Linked DNA regions of Homo sapiens: region 2 is linked to region 1. A link is a contact called in ENCODE Hi-C or POLR2A ChIA-PET data. All regions are on one chromosome and are shown on one strand. Each heading gives the region's core, a stretch centred on a gene start or an enhancer-like site at or near the end of the contact. The rest is flanking DNA. Distances are from core to core; before and after follow the strand shown.

What was found. A loop is a pair of places that touch in the nucleus more often than their neighbours do. ChIA-PET counts read pairs that join two places held with the same protein, here RNA polymerase II (POLR2A). Pooled maps may share reads with other maps.
Region 2: a loop to region 1 is called in a map of transverse colon, with 22 times the contacts of the local background. The contact joins the promoter of LDB3 here to the enhancer-like site in region 1. A Hi-C loop is called at or near these places in 6 of 168 maps with a recorded cell type or tissue (GM12878, OCI-LY7, aorta and 3 more) and 8 of 50 pooled maps. POLR2A ChIA-PET finds 5 or more read pairs at or near these places in 2 of 52 experiments (OCI-LY7 and activated CD4-positive, alpha-beta T cell).

The regions. Positions count from the first base shown.
Region 1 is chr10:86,396,099-86,403,035 of GRCh38, reverse strand. It overlaps LOC124902473 (a long non-coding RNA gene), which reads left to right. Exons shown (of 2, transcript XR_007062221.1): 2 at 372-1,055. Among named protein-coding and RNA genes, the nearest start is that of GRID1, 33 kb to the right of the region's middle. RefSeq lists enhancers at 1,275-2,268, 3,016-3,065, 2,870-3,164, 3,156-3,205, 2,269-3,262 and 1 more and silencers at 1,536-1,595, 1,716-1,765, 1,836-1,885, 2,576-2,625, 2,636-2,865. Within about 2 kb of position 3,040, at least 21 of the 41 ENCODE cell types and tissues checked have a DNase peak (open chromatin) inside an H3K27ac peak, as active enhancers do; they include OCI-LY7, ascending aorta and transverse colon, where a contact is called at or near this core.
Region 2 is chr10:86,667,097-86,674,033 of GRCh38, reverse strand. It overlaps LDB3 (LIM domain binding 3), which reads right to left and starts at 5,523. Exons shown (of 14, transcript NM_007078.3): 1 at 5,464-5,523; 2 at 5,250-5,365. The coding sequence starts at 5,342. RefSeq lists a silencer at 454-642 and an enhancer at 5,343-5,392.

The sequences.
Region 1 (6,937 bases), core at 1,791-4,290:
GGCAGACTGAGTGGGCTTCCCCACGTGATTAAAGGAGCCACACCCATATCCCCTGGCACTGGCTTGCATACCACCTGTCCCATTGACCTCTGCTTTTCCATCCCCATCACCACATTCAGGTCCTTATCGTGCAGCACGAGGCGTCTCCTGCTCTTGGCAAATCAGTCTCTGGCTTGCCTTTAGGAAAATCACCTTCTCCAGACACAAATGTGGCTTTCTGCAGCCCAGCTCCAAAACCGCCCCTGCCCTTTGGATCACCCCGCCTCAGCTGCCAGCGCCCCTTGGAAGTCTGACCATCTCATCCTGGCATTCAAGGACCCACGTGATTCAGTCTCACTGCCTCTCAGAGTTATGTCTCTTTTTGGCTACAGGCAACCCAGCCTGCAAGCAAACTGTCCTGCTTTGGACCCTGCTGTGTCACTCTCCGCACCAGCCTTTGCCTCTGCTCTTCGCTCTATGAAGTCCTCCCAGGCTGCACGGAAGGACGACTTTCTCAGGTCTCTTAGGGATGGAGACTCAGGGACATCAGAACACATCTCAGCGGTGGTGACTAGTCCTCGGATTTCCTGCCATGGTGCTGCCATTCCCACCGCCCGTGCCCTCTGCCTAGGCTGTTCCTGCTGCACCGAACGCCTCCTCCTGCCACCGCCCTCCCTCCTTTCTTTAGAAGCCCCTGCCAGCACCTGAGCTCTCTGCTGATTGCTGTTCCTCCCAGTCTGTGGAAGCTTTGCCCATATGCTTTCCTTAAAAGGGTTCTGGGCAGGGCAGGCGCCCCCATTTCTCAGGGATCCCCTCCAGGACAACGCCTTTTCCTTGTGTCTTCAGCTCTCCTTACCAGATATCTATATATTTGTATATATTCAGTTTCACCAACAACGCATCAAGTACTTTTTTTTTTTTAAGTAAAGAACCGAAGTCATTGAACTGGAGTCCCATTGATTCCCTCCCCCTCGCCTCCCCAAATCTGGCACCTGCCCAAGGTATCCTCAGAACCATTTGGGGTGTCCTTTGGCATTGGATAATAGAAATAAAATTTTACCTCTTTCTACCATAAATTGTACCACGTTTTATGTATTGCTGACCCCCTTCATCTGATTTATTGCTGTTTATTTTAGAATATTTTCTCTTTGAAATTTTTTTTTCAGTAAAAAGTTATGACACCAAGCACAGTGCTCCGAAGGCGGAGGCGGATGAGCGCGGGAGGCCTTCCTTCGTCTCCGTAGGCGACGCCCTCCCACCCCTTCCCTTGTTCTCATGGCACTCCTAGCTACTGGCAAAGGTAGACGCGCCAGTTTCTGCTGCTCCCCCACGGAATGGAAGCCCCAGAGGGCAGGGACCTAGTCTGTCACGTCCCAGGCCTCACCCCAGCTCCTCTGAGGCCCGGGTGCTGGGTCGAGGCATATGCCGGGCTGCGCGGGTGGCGGGGGAGGGGGAGCCCTGGAGCGCGGCCCCAGTCCTGGGAGAGGTGTCCTTCGAGGAAAGGGACAGAAGAAAGTTGAGGACAGAGGTCCAAGGGGAAGAAAGAGGGAAAGGATCGGCGTGAGGAGGACGTCCGGGCGGGGTGGGGAGGGCCCCCCGCGGGGTCGGGCCCACGGGCTTTCTAGGGCGCGTCGCCGCTCAGGGCCACGGGTGTGCTGTCAGCTCCCGTCCGGCCGCCCGGACGCTGTAACCTCCTCCGAGGCTGGCCCTTCTGGCTCGAGACAAGCTCGGGCCTGGCACGGAGCAGCGGGAAGGGCGGGAGATTGCCCCTAGTGGACTCCAAGTCCAGCTCCTGTCCCTGGGCGCGTCTCGACACTTGCTGGGTCACGGAGGAAACCGGGTCTCGGACCCCAGCCAGCACGGGCGCCCCCCTCGGCTTCGCTCCCTTTACCCAGCGGTGGCCTCGGAGGCCCGGGTGGGGCGCGCCGCTCACCTGGAGAGGAGGCTAGGGGTCGGGGGGACACGCGCGCCCTTAGGCCCCACTCCTGTCTTCTGCCCTTTTTATTCTCCCCCGCACCCTGGGGCGGGCGGCGCGGGGCCAGGGTTTGCGAGTGTCACCTGCTTTGGTAAGTAGGTGGGCGAGTGACGCACCGCGGCGTCGGCGCCGCCTTCCAGGCGCTCTCTCTGCCTCCAGAGGCGCCGGCACTGCGGGGCCCCAGTCATGCCCGCTGCCTCAGTCTTCCAACCCGAAAAGTGGGTGGGCGAAGGAAAGCTCGGCCGAGCTGCGTCTCCAACTCCCTGCTCTCCCCTAGGGGAGCCCACCAGCTCCAATCGCGACCTCTTCTGTCCCCAAACCACAGACCCTAGCCCGCCTCGGGGACCCGGATATGGAAGGGGCGGTGGAGAGCCCTGGCCTTGATTCTCCCTGGGTCGGGAGGGCGTTCCGGCGGCCGTGGGGCTGCAGCCCTTCCTCCCCGCCTGGAAGGTGAGGGTGTGGGAGGAGCGGGAGGGGGCGAGGCCGACACAATCCCCGTGCGACCAGCGGCGGAGCCCAGAGCCAGGTTAGGAGCGCGCTCAGGCGAGCTCGGCGGAAGGCCGAGAAGGTTCATCGGAGGCGGCGGCGAGCCGAGACCAGGAGACAGACGGGGCGGGGTGACGAGGCGGGCCCCACCCCAGGAGCGCGGGGCCACACGGACACCGGCGGGCGGTCTTCCCCGGGATGCGCTGGGATTGCAGGCCTCCAGCGGCCCCGCCCGCCGCCTCCGCCCTCCCGCTCCTGAGCTGCCAATCCAGCGGGTTCTGCCGGTCCTCGGCCGTGCGTCTGGGGTCTGGATTCCCGGCTCCACTCGCCGTGAGCGCGCGTGTCAGCCGACTCGCCCCGGACCGCATGGTGCAGCTCCCGCAGGGCCGCAGCCGCGGGTCGTCGCTGATTGCCAGCTCCGCGCCCACTGCACCGCTGCGCGGCCGCCTAGGGCTCATTGCGCGGAAGTCGGCCTGGTCCCTCCCCTGGGCTGGATGGGCCCGCTCCTCCCGAGCGGTCGTGCTCTGAGTTGAATGCGATAGAGGCTTCTGGGCGCGTCGCGGGCTAGGTCCAGGAGCTGTGATCCTCTCCGAGGTCTCAGTGTGCCCGCAGCGCCCCCTGCAGTGCGTCTCCTGCAAGGGGCCCGGAACACATTCCTGTCCCCGCCAGGCCTGGAGGCCCGAGCGCCTGCTTTTCATCCACTCTGCCCACCCGCCTCTGCGGTCGGCTGCCTTGGGCGCTGGCCTTAGCAGTTCTGAGTTTGAATTCAATCGCCAATACACAGAAAGCCACACAAATGTGAAGATTTGTGAATTATTATCAAATGAACACCTTTGTAACCACTACCCAAGCCAAGAAACAGTACTTTCCCCCAGAATACCTTACCCGTGCTCCTTCCCGATTTCACTCGACTCCCTCCTTCCCAAAGTAGCCACTCTCCTGCCTTTCATAGTAATTACTTACCCGAGTTTTTAAAAAATTGTTGTCACCCAAGTTCGCCTCTCTAGAGGCTATAAATTAGACTTGCTCATTTTGTTAATATATTTTAAGTCTCTTTAATTTGTAGTTTCTTTCTCCATCACTTTCTTTTCCTTGCAATGTATCCTTGGAAGAATCTGAAGAGATTTCTAGTCTGGATTTCACTGATTGCATTCTCCTGGTGCAGTTCAACACATCTCCCTGTTTTCTGCATTTCCTGCAAATTGACAGCTGGATCCAAAGGCTTGATCAGACTCAGGTTCAAGATTTTTGGTGAGACTCCAGGTGGTGGAGTGCTGTTTTGTCAGGAGGCACATAATGTCTGGTTGTCTCTATTTTTTGAGATCTGAGGAGAGACGATGTCCAATGCTTACATTCATTAATTCACTGGGGGATGAAAATGGTGATATACTAATTATATAATTTATTTTTCATTTATCATCTGGGTTGATTTTATAAAGAGACTCTTCTCCTCATCTGCTATTTGGTTACCCAGTGGAACCGTTCACAGAGGAAAGGCGGGTAAATGCTTGTTTCTTTGCATTTATTTATCCGTTTTCAAGATGACGAATTGCTACCCTGTCATCCTCCCAAAATGAAGAGTTAAAAAAATATACCATCACGATGCCAAGGATTTAAATGTGCTAGATGGATTTCAATACGTTGCAGTTACTGTCAGTAGTAACATACAAATTGTCCCCTCTTTGGGCAGCTGGAGCCCTTCAGGTTAATCCTTGGGTCCTTTAGATGTGACCCTAGTAGCCTTTGAACACTTCCTTGTTATCTGGAATGACAAGACATCTTACCAGTTTGGGGTGCTAGGAATCCTCTTCACTTCTTGGTTGATCTTTGTTTCTAGGTCTTTTCAATGGAGGAGCTGTAAATTACATATATGATAAAATACACTGGGAATTTATACTGATGTAACTACGTTAAGTGGAGGACTTCTTGATTACACCTGTATTTCTTTTCTTCCACACTGGGAATCCTGGTTCTTAAGGACACCAGGAATAACTGAATTAGAATCCAATTAGTCATTTGTTTTATTTCAATTTATATACTTACAGGTTCAGAATAACAATATCAATACCATAACTAGCTATAATTTCTGAAAACACCTAAAACTTTTTCTTTCTGCATATGTTATTTTTATCCCCCCCATTTTTTTTTTTTTTTTTTTGAGACAGAGTCTTGCTCTGTTGCCCAGGCTGGAGTGCAGTGGCACAATCTTGGCTCACTGCAACCTCTGCCTCCTGGGTTCAAGCGATTCTCCTGCCTCAGTCTCCCGAGTAGCTGGGATTACAGGCACATGCCACCATGCCTGGCTAATTTTTGTATTTTTAGTAGAGACAGGGTTTCACCATGTTGGCTAGGCTGGTCTCAAACCCCTGAACTCAGGTGTTCTGCCCTCCTTGGCCTCCCAAAGTGCTGGGATTACAGGCGTGAGCCACTGTACCCAGCCTACCCCCTATTTTTGTTTGTACTCTACATTCTCAGATGGTAAAGCCATTAGATAGCATAATCTCTCTTTTTAAACCCTCATTTAGTCTTCACTCCACAAATAACTATACATTTGTTAATCATCACCAATCATTAATGTGATGTTTCTCTAGTTATTTTGGTCTCTGCGACTGGTGCTTTAGTAGATCCTCAAGAAGGGCTATGGACCGTGTTACTGTTTCACTATAATAAAGACAGGATCAGCATCACTGATTATTCCTTTGGCCTCAGGCTCCAGTATGGTTCAGTACAAGACTATTAATATCCTATCTTTATTTAAAAGGTTGATATTTTGTTCATCCTGGATTTTTTGGCATTGAATTTTGTTTAAAAAATTATTGCATTAAAATCTCATTTTCTGCATCCCTTAACTGTTTAGTATGCTCTGAAATTCTTTGCTGCAAGCCAGGACCTTTCTTTGCTCACCTGCCTCACCCTGGTTGGAGATGAGTTGAAGCTCCTATTTTTCTCATCCTGTTAAAAAAAAGAAAAAAGAACTCTGCGGGCGAGTTTAAAGAGACTGGGTCTCACTATGTGGCCAAGAGTGGTCTCAAAATCCTGGCCTCAAGCAATCCTCCCCCCTTGGCCTCCCAAATTGCTGGGATTACAGGCATGAGCCACCATGCCTGGCCCCTGCTTAATTTTGATTCAATTTCCAGCAGTTGCTGTCCATTGTGGGGTGCAGTCCGGAAGGGAGCCCTCGCAGATCAGTGAGAGAATTCACAGACCTTCAGATCTTACCGCAGATCTGGTAAGATCTGGAGTGAGACAAACTGCTGGTTCTCACCCGGCCCCTGCACTGTGGATGAACAGGGCCCTCAGGTGCCCAGGTAACCTGTTGCTTCCCTCGGCTTTCCCCCAGCGCATGCTGATGCTGTGCAGGTGTCATGGTTGTTGTCCACCCACTTGCATTTTGTGGTGACAGGATAACCTATCACTTAGTTTTGTTGCAATGTTGTCCACGGGTTTTGGTTTTAATGTCTTGTTGCTCTGACTATAATTATGTGGGGATTCAGAAAGCACAAAGTTATGTTTTCACCACCACTGCCATTTTTCAGATTAAATTTAATGTATTTTAAAAAGGACACTTTGTTTTATTGATATATGATGGTTGTATATATTTTGAGGGTACACCCAATAGTTTGATACATGTATACAATGTGTAATGATCAAATTCAGGTAATTGGATTATATATCACCTCAAACATTTTTCTTTGTGTTGGAAACATTCCAATTCTTCTCTTCTAGCTATTTTGGAATATATAATCAATTATTGTTAACTATAGTCACCCTACTGTACTATCAAACACTAGAACTTATTTCTTTTAACTGTATATTTGTATTCACTAACCAACTTTTCATTATCTCTTCTCCCTTCTACCCTTCTCAGGCCCTGGTAAGCATCATTCTACTCCATGCCTCCGTAAGATCCACTTTTTTAGCTCCCACATTTGAGTGAGAACATGTGATATTTGTATTTTTGTACCTGTTTATTTCACTCAACATAATGAACTCCAGCTCCATCCATGTTGCTACAAATGAAAGGATATTATTCTGTTTTATGGCCAAATAATGTTTCTTTGTGTATATATACCACATTTTCCTTATCCATTCATTCATTGGTGGATTCTTAGGTTGATTTCACTTCTTGACTAATATGAACAGTGCTGTAATAAACATGGGAGTGCAGATAGTTCTTAGGTTTACTGATTTCCTGTCTTTTGGATATATCCAGCAGTGGGATTGCTAGATCATATGGTAGTTCTACTTTTAGTTTTTTGAAGCGCCTCCATACTGTTGTTCATAGTGGCTGTCCTAGTTTATATTCCCACTAACAGTGTATGAGTGTTCCCCTTTCTCCGAATCCTTGCCAACGTCTGTTATTTTTTGTCTTTTTGATAATAGCCGTTCTAACTTGGGTGAGATGGTATCTCATCATGGTTTGATTTGCATTTCCTTGATGATTAGTGATATTGAACATTTTTTCATATACCTGCTGACCGTTTGTATGCCTTCTTT
Region 2 (6,937 bases), core at 4,274-6,773, 270 kb before region 1:
CTGCTGTCCCTAGAGGGGCCTGGGTGTTGGGGGGAGGGGAGGAAACTTCTGTCCAAGGCCCAGGGGAAAGAAGGCACCAGTGAGGCTTCAGACGCACCCATGCCATTGGCTCCTATTTTCCCAGTTCCCTGGCAGCAGAGAGAGCAGCTGGGCTCTGCAGACGTTTCTGGCCATCATTCACTCCCGGTGTTCAAACCAGGCAGGCCCCTGCCTTCCTCCTCTTCTAGATGTGCCAGTGTAGATGTGGTGGGTGGAGGCTGGGGCAGGTGGCAGATAAGTAGGAAGGGTACAAGTTTCAGCAGCTCCCCCTCCCCACACTCCCAGGCTGCCTGCCTGGGTTGGGGCAGGTGGGACAAAGTGCATTTTCATTGTATGATTAAATTACTGTCTTGTCCTGCTCTGCTGCCTTCCCATCTGGCCTCCCCTGGGGCTTTGCTCATGCTCACCCTCTCACTGGAACCTTCTGTCTCCCCATGGTCCCACTCCCCAACTCCACCCTGGCCGATAAATAAGCCGGAGTCCCCTCAATGCTCAAAAAGCCTCTCCCTGCCTGCCTGGGTGGCTCCAACTGGCTCCTGTCATGTCTCCTTTCTGCACCTCCAGACTCCTCCAAGAAGTGACCCACACATCCTGCCCCCACTGCCGCTGCCTCCCACCTGCTCACACACAGCCGTCTGCCTTTGGCCCCATTATTCCACGCATATCAATGACCTTCTGTGTCCAAAGCCACGGGTCACTGCCCCCTCTGTAGCTGACCACACCTCCCCTGGCTTTCCTCAAGTGTCTCTTGAGTCTCTCCTGCCTCTCTTCCTCCTGTCCAGGTCCACAGTTCCATTTGGGTCTTGGGTGTGGCCAATAAAATGCCCTCATGGGCACTGGCTCTCAAGGGCCCCCAGCAAGGCCCATTCTTGTGTCCAAGGATGGTTCCTGGGCAGAGGTGGAGCCTGGTCCCAAAGGGGTGCCAAAGCTGTGTTTGGGGGTGGGAGGGCTCAGTGTAGAGGAGGGTCTTTGCAGTCAGGGGCAGCCTCTGGATGAGAGGGGACCATGCAGAAAGGGAAGGAGACTCAGGGAATTGGGGAGCTAGCCCCCAGCAGAGCCTGGCCCAGCCTTTCTCAAACAGCCCTGCAGTCCTGACACTGGCTACCCCACAATATCTGTAGGCCCGGAGCCCTGGGGCTGCTTATGCAGCTGCCCTTGCACGGTGTCCTGGCCCAGGGGCCTCCAAGGGTCCAATTCATTCCCCAGGACCCAGCCAGCCTCATGTCCTCTCCTTTTGGATCCCTCACAGAGTTAGATGCAGTTCTGAGCAGCCCGGAGGACCTGGCCTGGGGGACCTCTAAGAATGCATTCCCCAGCTGTGAGCCTCTGAGCCTCTGGCCGTTTATCTTCCCCTGTTGATAGATGTTGCAGGGAGGCCCCTGCCAGCCCCACTGAAGCCCTCGGAGGCTTGCCTGACCTTCAGTGCGGCTATAAACAGCACGGCCTGTCAGCACTGCTAAGAGCTGCCCAAGAAACAGCACTGCGTGCTCCAGCGGCCCCGAAATTCCAGGAATTGCCGGCACAGCTACCCCAGAATAGTCTCAGCCTGTCCCCCTTCCTCTCCCCAGAGACCCTCTGTCCTCAGCATGTTCCCACCACAGCTGGGAGAGTCTGATAAATACTGGAACCGAAACCCACAGAGAAGAGGCCTCTGAGCTGGTGCTCCAGGTGAGCCTGCAGGCGGGGTGGCTGAGACCCTAGGAAGAGAGGGTTTCCAGTAGACAGGCAGGCCCCTCCTGGGCCCAGGCTCAGCCCCCGACTCCACCAGTCTCACAACCAGTCCCAGTAGACAACAGGTGGAAAGTTTTCACAAGTGCCTGTTAGAAAGAGCTCTCACAGGTGTGGAAGGCATCATTTTATTTGTTTATTTATTTATTTATTTTTAAGATGGAGTCTCACTCTGCCCCCAGAATGGAGTGCAGTGGTGCGATCTCAGCTCACTGCAACCTCTGCCTCCTGGGTTCAAGCTGTTCTCCTGCCTCAGCCTCTTGAGTAGCTGGGATCACAAGCATGTACCACCACACCTGGCTAATTTTTGTATTTTTAGTGGAGACAGGGTTTCACCATGTTGGCCAGGCTGGTCTCAAACTCCTGACCTCAAGTGGTCTGCCCCCTCGGCCTCCCAAAGTGCTGGGATTACAGGCATGAGGCACCGCGCCCAGCCTGCTATCCCCATTTTAAGGGTGAGAAAAACTGAGGCCGAGCAGGTAAACAGACTTCTGAGGTGACACAGCTGAGAGCAGCAGAGCCTAACAAAGCATACTCCTCTTCCCCAAGGCGGAGGCATGAGAGGCATGAAGAGGTGAGACCCCAGACCACAGCCCCAGCCTCTGGCCAGCTGCCAGGGCAGAGGCCTTTGGAGCTGCTCCCTCTCTGGGCTGCTCCCCCTTCTCCACTTCCTGGAGAACTGGCTGGGGTGGGGTGAAAGGGCAGCTCATGTTGCAGGCCCAGCCACACCTGTCCAGGATAAATAAAGGCATTTCCCCGCCACCCTCCTTTCCCAGTCTCCCTCTTGAACTCCCTTCTCTGTGGGTCTGCAAGCAGAGACCCTATGAAGGGATGCCTTGAGGGGCTGCTGCTGCCCCAAAGTTGCTGCCATGAGCCCCCGGGAGCCACCACCCAGCCTGCAGGTGGCCTGTGTCCTTCCAGGAGGAGCTGCAGCACACACCTGCAGCTGAGAGGGGACAGACCCTCCCCAGTGCCTCTCTATTAGTCCCAGTTAGAGGGGTGAGCAAGCCAGCATGGGAGTTAGGGGTGACAGGATACAGGAGATCCACCCATGGACATCCCTGTCCTGTGAGCAGACTCGAGCCTCAGTTTGCCAGGCTCTGAAGCGAGGTAACGATCCCAGCCTCGCCTGCCTGCCCACCCCACAGGGTCACACACTCTTGCCTCTGGTGCCCTATGGCACAGGCTCAGGTCCTGGCTGGGGTGGGAGTGGGGTTCCTCCAGAGAGCTCTGGCCATGCCTCCCCCGTAGGGGGATGTCCCTGGTGCAGAAGGGCCCTGCGAGCCCCGGCAGTAAATCCTACAGCCCTGGTGGGATGGCAGGGCTGTGTCCACAAGGCCTGCCCTGCCAGCGGCACTGAACCAGGACACAAGCCCAGGCTATCAGCAGCCTACCACCAAAATTTCTCAAGAGGCTCCGAGCCCTGGGGAAGGCTCCAGTACCCAGTCCAGCCTGCTCCGCGGCTTAGGTGATTTGGGGTATGCCCCTAAAGGAAGCCGAGAGGCCATATCATGCCCATCCCCCGGTGCCCTGCCCGAGCTTCGGGTTCTATTTTTAGAAGTCCCCACAGTCATTGGATCCAGCACATCCCTGCATACCCCCTCCCCAGAGTAAGGACATTCCTCCTGCTATCTAGCTTAAGGCTTCTGGGCTGCCATTTAAGCCCCTGGCTGGCCGGGGCCAGGTGGCACATAGACCCTGGGTGAGGTCATTGGCTATCCTGAGTGCCACTGAGCCCAGTGGCCAATTTGCACCCATAGGGATAGGGCAGGGAGCACCAGCAGGAGGCCTCGAGATGGTGGAGCTGGGGGAGATGTGGGCTCAGTCCCAGGCAGGGGAGGCCACAGGGCCCATGAGAGAGCACACAGAGGCTCCACCTTATACAGGAAGGAGTCCTGCAAGCATGGGGGTGGGGAGCTGTGGGAAAGGGCAGTGGGAAATCCACTGGGGCTCACATGCTCACAGGTCACCACCTCATGCAAAGTGTGCAAGGCTGTGGGTGCCCAGGACCCTGTGGTCTCCAGGGCAGTAGATCTGGAGGGGTGGAATCTCCAGGTTAGAACAAGCCACATCTGCAACTGAAGGATGGAGGTCAGGGCCTGTTCCCTGCACCAGAGCCAGGCCAGCACCCCTCCTGTAAGCATGTGGCCTCTATGGCTATTATAAGGCTCTCACGGCATCCCTGGGTGGGGCTTCTACTTCTGGGGTCCCCTCAAGTACCCGTGGAACAAAAAAAAGATTACTCCTCCACTGGGGGCATTGGCTCCTGACCCGCTGCCCAGGTTCCCTGGCCCCTCTGCCAAGCCCCTTCAGGCCTTGCCCACTTCAGTGCTTCCCCTCCAACCCCTTCCTCCAGCCCCCAGGCCCAAGGCAAGTCCTTAAGGCCCCAGAGAAGAAACTGTCCCCTTGTTCCCCTGGTGGGCAGTAGCCCAGATACCCCTGCCTACCTACCACCCTCCAGTGACAGACTGGGGGCCTCCCCCTCTGGCCTTGTGCCCGGAACAGCACGGTCAGGGGCTCAGCCACCAGGCAGGGTTGTCCTTGCCCTGTATGCCTCACAGTTCGCCCTGAGCCTTGGGGCCTTCAGCCCTGGGTCTACCAGTGCCTTGCTGGGGAGTCTCTTTGTTTGACAGAAACTGACGGAGTGCCTACTACGGTCTGGGGGCTGTTCCCCCATCAGTCCCTGCTCCTGGAGTGCTTCCTCAGGAGCATGGCTAACTTTCTGCCTCTCTGGTGTTGCTGTCTCCAGCCAGGCGGTAGAGTTACTCAGACAACCCCTGATGTTCTGTGTCATCTGCATCAGGCCATGCTGCTCCCCATCACAGACACTGCAGGATAGGGGGCCATCTCACCAGGCCCCAGCACTTGTGGGGAACAAGACCTGAGACAGACAAAGCAGCCATGGTGAATGGGGAGAAGCGCCCAGCCCCATGAGCCAGGGTCTTGGTGTCTCAAGTTTGGGATGGAGCAGGTGCCCAGTACTCAGTCCAGCCCAGCCCCACACTCTGACAGCTGGGCAGCCAAGGTCAACCGTCTGTCTGTCCATCTATCCAACTGCCCATCACCTGCCCTCTCCATGCTGGGAATACTCCCTTCCCAAAGCAGCTGCCCATATCTAGGGAAATGCTCAAGGCTTGGGGGCACCCTGAGCCCACTCTAACAGTAAAGGGATCAGGAAGGTGCTGTACTCTCTGTCCAGCTACCTGCCTGCCTGCCTGCCTGCCTGCCTGAAAACTCAGCATTTTCTTCTCTGCTAAAAACACCTACCACCTGCTCATGATGTCTCACATGCATAACAGGCCGGCGCGCTCCAGTGAGCAAACAGCTGTGGCTGAGACCAGAGGACCAGGCCAGTCCCAGGGGATGGGGCATGCTCTGCTTTCTGAGAGGCTCAGAAAGGACAGACAGACAGACGGACACACATGCCCTCCTCCAAGCGTGCCTGCCCCATCGGGTGCCAGGCTGTGGCAGGGTGCACTCACCCGGGAGATAGTGAGGGGCATGTTGAAGTCCTTGCCCCCCTGCAGACGGAAGCCCCAGGGCCCGGGCCCAGTCAGGGTCACACTGTAAGACATGCTGGTGCTGTCAGCGGCCGCCTCTGCAGACAAAGGGTAGAGAGGGTTGAGTGAGAGGGCACTCAGGCACTCCGCCTGCCCGGTCCACACCTCTGCCCCTGCCCCTGACCCCCAGCCTTGCCTGTTCTGTCCCTTGCTGCCCAGCCGGGCTGCGTGGAGCTCTTGAGAGGCTCCTAAGAATAGCTGGGAGCGAATGCCATCGACACTGATATCTGCCTTCGGCTGCGCCCATAAATGGACTGTAACCCTACACTGTGCCTGCCAGCCTGCCGCCTCCCAGCCGGTCCACCATGACTCACACGGCTAATATAGCCCCTGGGGAGGGGTGTCCGGCACCCAGCACCCCCCAGGGGGGAGGAAGGGGAACTGGCCTGGTTGGTGAGAATGCTCTGGTCTCCTTGCTCCTGTGTCCTCTGGAGAGCGTAGACACTCGCTCTTCCTGCCCAGTGGTACCCATCCTCTTGCTCAGAAGACCAGGGGCTGAGCTCCCTTGGGTAGGGGCTTTGCTGCCGTGTGGTCCCTGGCCAGGATTCTGGGGTTGTGCTTTATCCAGTATGGGGCCCTGGAGGTGCCTTGGCTTGAGCTGAGCCTCCAGCTGGTCTGTGACTGGCCCAGGGTTGTCCAGCCATAAAAACGATCATCATAACAGCAGCTCTGGGCATAGCCAACCTCAGTATGGGCCCTTCACTCCCTGGGATCCTGAGAAGCTGCCACCTGGGCCCGCAGGAGACAAAGCTCAGGGAGGTTAAATGACTTCTCCAAGGTCACACAAGGAGTGGACCCAGGTCACACTGGAGCCTGGGCTGATTCCTACAGAATGCATGCCAGATAATGGGCTCCCAGTAGCCACAGAAGCCTCCCAAAGCCCTGGTCCTGGGCAGCTGGCCCTCTGCCTGCACCCCTTGGCATAGGGTCTGAAAGCAGGTCTGAGGCAGGCCCATCCCCTCCAGACCCTCTGGGGGCCCAGCCAGTTATTCCTGGCTCTCCTGTCTTTGTGCTCTGGAAAACTTGACGGCAGCATGGAAAGCTCCAGCTGCCAGTGCCACACGCCAGGCCCCGTGCCCTTTGCGCAGGAATGGCAGGGGGCAGGGAGAAGGGAGGAGACGCCATTTGCTCAGCTGCTAGACACAGGGCCAGGAGGGGCAGGGAGGGGGAAGCACGTGTGGCATGTTCAGCCTGTACCCCAGAGACAGTGTGTTCTGGATGGGGGCCTCAGCACCTTGGGACTTCTGCCAGTGCGGTCTTTGGGCCAACCCCTTCCCCAAGAAAGACCTCAGGCCCCTATGTGGTCTGGAGATAGATCAAGGCCCACCCTGGCTCCTTGGTTGGAGAAACTGAGGCTCAGGGGAGGCAACTGGGTTGGCTGCTTGCTGGCCCTCTTGGAGGGGTCTGGCTTGGACCCTGAGGAGTCAGTAGAGGCCTGGGTGTGAGTCATTTCTCAGCTTCTAGCCTCACTCCTGGGGCCTGGCACATGCAAGGTACAAGGTAGGATCACCCATATTACGGGGTTGTTTTGTCACTTGCCCAAAGTCACAAAACTATCAAGTGGAAGAAGTCAGGAAAAGACCTGTGTCCTTTTCCCTGCTTAATCACTT